Linked DNA regions of Homo sapiens: region 2 is linked to region 1. The links are chromatin contacts, found by Hi-C in ENCODE. All regions are on one chromosome and are shown on one strand. Each heading gives the region's core, a stretch centred on a gene start or an enhancer-like site at or near the end of the contact. The rest is flanking DNA. Distances are from core to core; before and after follow the strand shown.

The links. Hi-C counts contacts between places; a loop is a spot of excess contacts on that map. Pooled maps may share reads with other maps.
Region 2: a map of PC-9 shows a loop between it and region 1 (15-fold over the local background). The contact joins two enhancer-like sites. A Hi-C loop is called at or near these places in 2 of 168 maps with a recorded cell type or tissue (Calu3 and PC-9) and 4 of 50 pooled maps.

The regions. Positions count from the first base shown.
Region 1 is chr20:48,372,664-48,376,242 of GRCh38, forward strand. No RefSeq gene overlaps it. Among named protein-coding and RNA genes, the nearest start is that of LINC00494, 15 kb to the left of the region's middle. Within about 2 kb of position 1,838, at least 7 of the 41 ENCODE cell types and tissues checked have a DNase peak (open chromatin) inside an H3K27ac peak, as active enhancers do; they include PC-9, where a contact is called at or near this core.
Region 2 is chr20:48,619,734-48,623,312 of GRCh38, forward strand. No RefSeq gene overlaps it. Among named protein-coding and RNA genes, the nearest start is that of PREX1, 210 kb to the right of the region's middle. RefSeq lists enhancers at 1-428, 1,251-1,310 and a silencer at 821-950. Within about 2 kb of position 1,803, at least 9 of the 41 ENCODE cell types and tissues checked have a DNase peak (open chromatin) inside an H3K27ac peak, as active enhancers do; they include PC-9, where a contact is called at or near this core.

The sequences.
Region 1 (3,579 bases), core at 588-3,087:
TGTGTATTAGAAAAAAAATTCCAACTTATTAATCAAACCTGTGATTTCATTATGGCGACAGAGGACGTTAAAGTAGGTAACACATTTTTTACTTTTACCATGAGTAAAAATGTGAGCCGGTTTAGTTTAAAAGAAAACGCCAGAAAACAGCATGGGCATGACAAGGGTTTGGCAACAATCACGATCATCCTGGAGTGACTGAAGCTCGTCCACTTGGGACAGGTGACCATGTGGGGGACTCTGGAGCAGCAAAGCAGTCAGGGTGAGGGGTCAGAGGCACCAAACTTCCTCTTAGAAAAACACGAGGGAACCGACGAACCCATGTCCAGGGAATGCTGAGGACGCTCTTGACTGTAGGGGGACCGAGCACAAAGCCCCCGTCGCCGCCCGGCGGACCCGAGCTCCTGGACTCAGCCTTGACCGACACTGACTCTGTTCCCACAGCGGCCGCTTTGTTCGTCTCCTTTGTGGACACTTAGCTCAGCGCCTGTGCTGCTCGGCTGTGACCTGACCTTCGAGGGTCACCTCCTGAATTCAATCGCTGTGACCTGTGCTGCGGACCCCGTCAGGAAGCTCCTGGTCTCCTCCAGTCCCTCCCCCGCCTCATTCGCACAAAAGGCCTCATTGTTCTGCAGGGTCTGATTCAGACCTGCCCTGGTTTCAGTTTCGGCAAACACCCAGCACTGGCTTTGGGTCAGGGGTCACTCTGGAGTGAACGGGGCGCCCTGAGCAACCCCACATCGCTGTGTGATCCCGGCTCATCCACAGGAAGCCCCGGCCCAGGGACCCAAATGGGTCCCAGAAGTGGACCAGATGCAGCGCCGACGGTGATGTGGGGACGCCGGCATCTCCAACAGTGGGAAAGAGGAAACTTTCTACTTTTCATTAAGCCCCGTCCTCTTCTCCCCCAGGGTTACGGGGACACAATGTCTTCACTGGCCATGTTGGAACGTTCTGGGGTGTGAAGGGAACGTCCCCAAGAGCAGTGACTTGACCTTCGCTTTGGCTGAGATTTGAAATTCTCTTCTTACCGATCTTTAAATCTGTACACGCAGGAGTCTGTTTTATATCCAGCCGTCCCTGTGACCTCGGGCGAGTTCCTTACCTTGTGTTTCCTCATCTGTAAAGTGGGAATAATGACCGCACGGCCTCGTGTGCTTGTCAGAACAAAATCAGACAATGCACGAAGACCCGTTGGCCCGGAAAGCTGCAGCTGGGCCCTGACGATGCCACGCTGTCCATCTGGGGAGGGGAAGTTCATTGCTAATTCGACTCAAAGGAGAAAAATGCATGTCCCCCTGAGCTGAAAGAAGGAACGAAGCCAAGTCCACCAGGCCACCGGGTCTCCTTAGGCTGAGGAAATGGACAAGGAGGGCAACATGGAAACTGCAGAGAGCAGCAAAGCCCTTCACTACTGCTGCCCGAACCCTGCAGCGGCTCCTACAGCCACCACAGGTCACTGGGCCAGAAGCAAGTTAGGGAACAGCCACATCACCATTCAGGGAAGCCGCTCCCAGGCGCTGATCCCCGGAATGGTGGATTTGCTAACAGCAGCCACACAGACACCTCACCTCACGCCAGGCTGCTGAGCTCAGCGGGGGGCACGATTGCCCAAGCAGGGGTGGGGCAGGGCAAGGCAGACCCAGTCACATGGTGGGAAAAGCCAAAAAAAACCTGCCTGATTTGGTAAAATGCCAGAACTGGGCATTTTAAAGTTAGTTTTTAAGGCGTAGCCATTTGTTGGGGGTTTTTTTGCCTTGTACTCTCCTGTCTCCCTCCTCGCCACACAATAAACTGTCTCCAAGGCAGCCGCCCTCCCGTTGCCAGGACGTGCGAGGCAGGGAGGTCAGGAGCTCTGCTGTGAGGGCGCCACCCGGCTTCCGGTTTGTGCATGAAAACCCGGCTCAGCTTTTCCGTTCCATGAAGACTGGGCTTCTCCAGGCTGCTCGGTAAATAATCACGGATTCCACTGGGAAGAGAAAACATCCCCACAGCCCCTTCTCCATTGTGCACCCAACCTCCAGGTGTTTTCAGTCTCTCAAAGAGCCCCGACGCCTGAAATTTAACAACTAAAACCTTATTTTTCATTTCCTGAGATTCTCTTGGTGGAATCAGGCAGCCTGGCAGTGCGCAGCACCTAGGGTGGCTCATGATGAAAAATCCAGAGGGGACTTTGCCTTCCTGCATGTCCTTTTGTCACCAGAACCCGGGGACCAGCAGGACCCAAAGCTCCCTGCGGGATCAGCTGGGTCTGGGAATCACTGTCCTGGGCCCATTTGGACTTTTCGGATGAGGCCGGTGTTTGGCCAGCACCTGGGCTGGGCAGGTGGGAAGGACAGAGGCGCTGATGGAGAGAGGGAGGGGAAGGGGATTCACAGCCGTCCTGGGAGCCCCACGGGTGCCTTTGGCCTCTGGCTCCTCTGCCTGCCCCTCAGGCTGGTTAAATTCCCCCCTGAAAGTTCCCCATTGGGCAAGTCCAGCAAGCCTGAGCCAGGCCTGTGATCTCAGGGTGGGTGGAGCTCTAGAAGGCCTGGCCCTCGCTCCTGGAGTCCACGTTCACCCTCAAGGCAGTGAACGGCACCCCACTGCGCATCTACTCACTAACCAGGCACGGGATGGTTTCCATGGTTCCTGTGTCTTAGACCAGCTCGCTCATGGTGACATGGGACACGCTGAGACCCCACCATGGTGCAGAGTGACATTAATGCATTAAATTAGCAGCCTCTGCAACACAAACACATTTGCATGTGGAGCCTGTGACGTTCTTTGGTAAAAGGAATCCTTACATGTTTGCAAACATTACACTCGCTGAGGAAGGGCCTCGGGCTCTGACAAATGATAAATGGGAAAATTAGACGCTTCAGGAAAATGCAAATATCATCCTTCGTAAGTCTGTCCGTTGGCAGGAAATTTAAAAAAAAAAAAAGGTTTCCCCAAAGCAGTGAGGCATTACTTCTCCTCTTTTAAATGCCAGGAAGAAGGGCTGTGATTCTTTTAGGCACTTGCATGGATCTTGATTTCTCTTCCACAGTCTCCCCAACGCCCTGGCAATGTGTAGGGGAGAAGCCTGTGATTTCAGCAGACTGTCCTCTAATTCAGCGTTTCTCAAGCTTTATTTCATAATCACCCCCTAAGGAATCTTTATAGGCAATTTTTTCTTACTTGCCCCCCTATGAATTTTAATACTACATAATTACTGCAGAATGGTTTATGCACTGTGTGGACATCTACATTTTTACATAAAGACAAAAATCTTTTCACCTCTGGGAGCCAGCTCTGGCCCCCATGGGAGCAGTATTCTCCGCTAAGAAGGCCTGCTCCCATTCCTTCTTTTGTTGATTTTGGGAGGAGGTGCAGGAGCTGCCTGGGGCCTTGGGGCAGAGCGATTCGGGAGAGGGGACAGAGAGGACAGAGTCCGGAGAGGGGAGGGGAGGGATGAGGCCGAGGAGCAGCCAGGAGCCCCGTGTGGCTGGGGCCAGGGGGAGTTGAGGGTAGAGGAGTGATGGGTGACTACAGGGCAGGGGCCGGGGGTGGGGGGCGGAGATGGATCATCTCAGGCCTTAGGGGACCCTGTGAGGA
Region 2 (3,579 bases), core at 553-3,052, 250 kb after region 1:
AGGGCTGGCCCTCCTCCAGCTCTTCATCTCTGAACCTCCTGTCCCTGGAGCAGCTCATCTCAGCCCTGCCAGTGTCTGGAAAGTGCCCATCATCACCTACAGCTCTAGGAGGGCTCTGGCGAAGCACAAATCAGGACCTGAGAGCATCTCCCGTTACCCATCAGCCCCGTGGCGGTGACATGTGTCCAGCAGGCAGCAGAGCCACTGGGAGGGGCACAGGGTGGGTTGGCTCTGATTGGAGCGGACATGGCAAGAAGGATCTGGAGGTGGAAGCCAGGGCAGCAGGGCCAGCTGCAGGGTGGGGGTGCTCGGGCAGCCCAGCATGGGGAACTGGAGCCTGGAAAGTGCTGGAAGGGAAACATTGCAGGAAGCAGGAGGACAGGGAAGCACCCACCCCACATGCTGGGCAGAGGCTGGCTAGGGACCCGCCCTGGGAGTGGATGGACTTGAATCCTGGGCCCCTCTGCTGAGACCCTCAGGACTTCGGGATGGGAAAACAGAACAGCACAGGGCCGCTGCAGTGACCCAGGGAGAGGAGCTGAGCCAAGCCACCCTCACGCACCCAAGGACCTGCCCCTGGGCCACACCCCAGACAGAGCCCCGGGCTCAGGGTCTGGAGCCACACGGCCTGGGCTCAAATCCAGCCACTGTCCTTGTGAGCAAACTTTGGCTGCAATAATGGGAGGTGCAGCTGGTGAAGGCGCTGGCAGCGGAGGCATTTCCTTAGCATCCCTCTCCTAACCACCCCTGCCCCACTCCAGCCCTCCAGGGAACGCTACCAGTGCCCGGAGGGAGGCAGCTTCAGGCTTGGCTTTCGGCCTCCCCTGCCTGCAAACCCCGAGCTCCAGGCTTGCAGTGGGAGCCTCCCAGGAGCTCTGGGCAGGAGGCCCGCAAGGCTAGGCGGGGCGCCCTGGCCCACAGCGCCATCTAGTGGCCGTCACTTCCACAAAGGTGCACCAGTGACTGTGGGTTTCTGGTCACAAGCTTCGTAAGCACCCCGCTTTACAGTGCATAAGGGCCTTTCATATCCTTCTCCTCCAATCAGAAGAGAGGAAGGGAAAAAAGAGAAAAGAGAGAAGGGAAAGATCCCCGAAAGGAAAGAATTGAAAAATCGAGTCAAGCTCACAGACATATGTTATGGGACAAAGACAAATATAGAAAAGCTTAGAGAGAGAGAAAGAAAATGAGGGGGACGAAAGTAAGAAAGAGACAAATTTTAAAAAGTTTTTAAAAAGAGAGAAAAAAAGAGAAAATATTCACGGCAAGCCCAGCCCAGGAGAGGGATAGCGCCAGTGCCCATTGTCCAGACGATTCCAGGCCCCGCCTCCAGGCTGGCTCTGTCCCAAATACCTGCACCCAGGAGCCAGCCTTCGGTCTGAGTGCTGGAGCCCGGGGAACAGCAGCCTCTGGGCACTACGCGGTCCCCAGCACCACCTGCTGGACAGACAGGGCACTACACTTATCCCGGGAAGTTCCACTTTGGGGCCCTGGAGGAGACTCCTGGTACCCCCGCAAGGCAGCCAGGTGGGCGTAAAGTCTCCATTTCTCAAAGAAGGAAGCTGAGGGTCCCAGAAAGACAGAGAATCTCAGATATGGCCACTCAGCAAGTATCAGGTGTTGACAGATTCAGGAGCAGGCGAGGGTGTCTGACTTCAAAGGTCCTAGTCCAGCCCCCCATGAATGAACCCACGTGGCAGACACAGAGGTTAGAGGGGCCCGCTTGGCCACAGATGGGTGTGGCTTGCGCCCCCCGCTCTGATCACTGTGCTAACCCTGCTTTCTTCTATTAATATTTAGCCGTGATTCACCACTGTCTGGCCCTGGGCTACAGTATGGAAGGGGTGTGGTTCCTGCTCTTACTGCTGGGGGGAAGGTGGACAGGAAGTACACCAACAGTTATTTAGATAAAATCATAAAGCGGTCAACACACCCCATCGTACCTTCCACTTCCTGGGTGGCCTCTGTTGCAGTCCACGCCAAGGGGCCATCTCTGGGTCAGCACCTTTTGACAGATGAAAAAACTGAGGCTCAGAGGAATTCAACCACCTGGGCCCTGCCCTCATCCTGGAGGAGCAGAGAAGGAGAGGCTCCGAGAGACGTCAATGCGGGGCTGCGCCTGCCCCTTGATTCTCCATTGGACGGCACAGTGACTCCGGGTCACCAGGTCCTCCCCGAGCTGACATCGCCATGGCAAGTCCAGAGCTAAGGATCTGGCCGTCAGCGTGAGCAGGCCGGATGAGTGCTCGGACCACGTGGCTCCGGGGAGCTGGAGAGCTGGCACCCTCCTCAAGAAGACAGCCGCTCCTCAGCTCCAGCTGACATGTAGCCAGGTGGGAATGTGGACCAGTGTGACCAGAGCTTCTGATTTTTTCTTTAATCTTTTTTTTAAGAGGCAGGACCACACTACGTTGCCCAGGCTGGAGTGCAGTTGGCTATTCACAGGTGTGATCAAAGCGCACGACAGCCTTGAACTCCTGGTCTCAAGCAATCCTCCCACCTTTGCCTCCAAGTAGCTGGGACCACAGGTGCGCACCACCACACCCAGCTCAGAGCTTCTGATTTTCGAGACAAACTAAAAATCAGAATTCAGAGATGAAATTTGCTGGTTCATAAATATAATTCATTTTTTTAAAACACCATATCAGGAAGGAAGTAAAAAAAAAAACCCACATTTAGTTCCAAGTTTCAGCCTGGAGCCATCAGTTTGAGACCTCTTGTCTCCTGCAAAAATGTCCGCTTGCTCTGAGAGGCCCTTCGTGCTTAGTTTTATACTTGGAGAAACACATCTCGGAGAGGGAGGTGGGCCCGGCTCTCCCTCCCAACTCTGCAAGCACAGCTCTGAGCCTGTAAAGTATGCAACTTGCTCAAGGCCACAGAGAGCCGGCTGGAAACCCAAGCTGCTCCTGCCTACGGCCCCAGGAGAATGTATGTTCCTTCTGCGGGCCCCCAGGGTGGAGGAGAGGCTGAAATCGATGCTTTCTAGAAACGTGTCTGCCTGAAGGAAGACGTCCAATCCTCCCTGTTGACCTCAAATATAGATTGAGGTAACAGGTCTTCCCTCGAAGTGATTTTCCCTGGATCCAAACACTGGCCTCAGATAATTCTAAATAATCAATCCATGACTGTGCCTGAAACCCCACCAGGATTCCCTCTTGCCTGTTAGAGTATTGAGTCCTTTGAAACCTGTAACTGAGAGACGCGAGGATCTCTCTCTGGGAGGGATCCAATCTGGGCCTTCAGAGAATGTAATCTGCAACAGGTTAGTTTGGAAGGAAAAGAGACTGAAAGAGAAGGGGCTCGAGTGTGAAATGGCAGGGCTGGGTGCAGCACCATGGTACAGGGGAGTCCCAAGGGTGGCCATGACCCAGAGGAAACTGTCATCGATTTCAGCATTTTCCAAAGGATTGGAAATCGGGAAAAGATGGAATAAAGAAGAGGCCATACGCAACATACCGAAACCCGGTCTCTATAAAAATTTTTAAAAATTAGCCAGGCATGGTGGTGTGTGCCTGTAGTCCAGGCTACTTGGTAGGCAGCATACTGAAACCTGGTCTCCACAAAAAATTTAACAAATTAGCC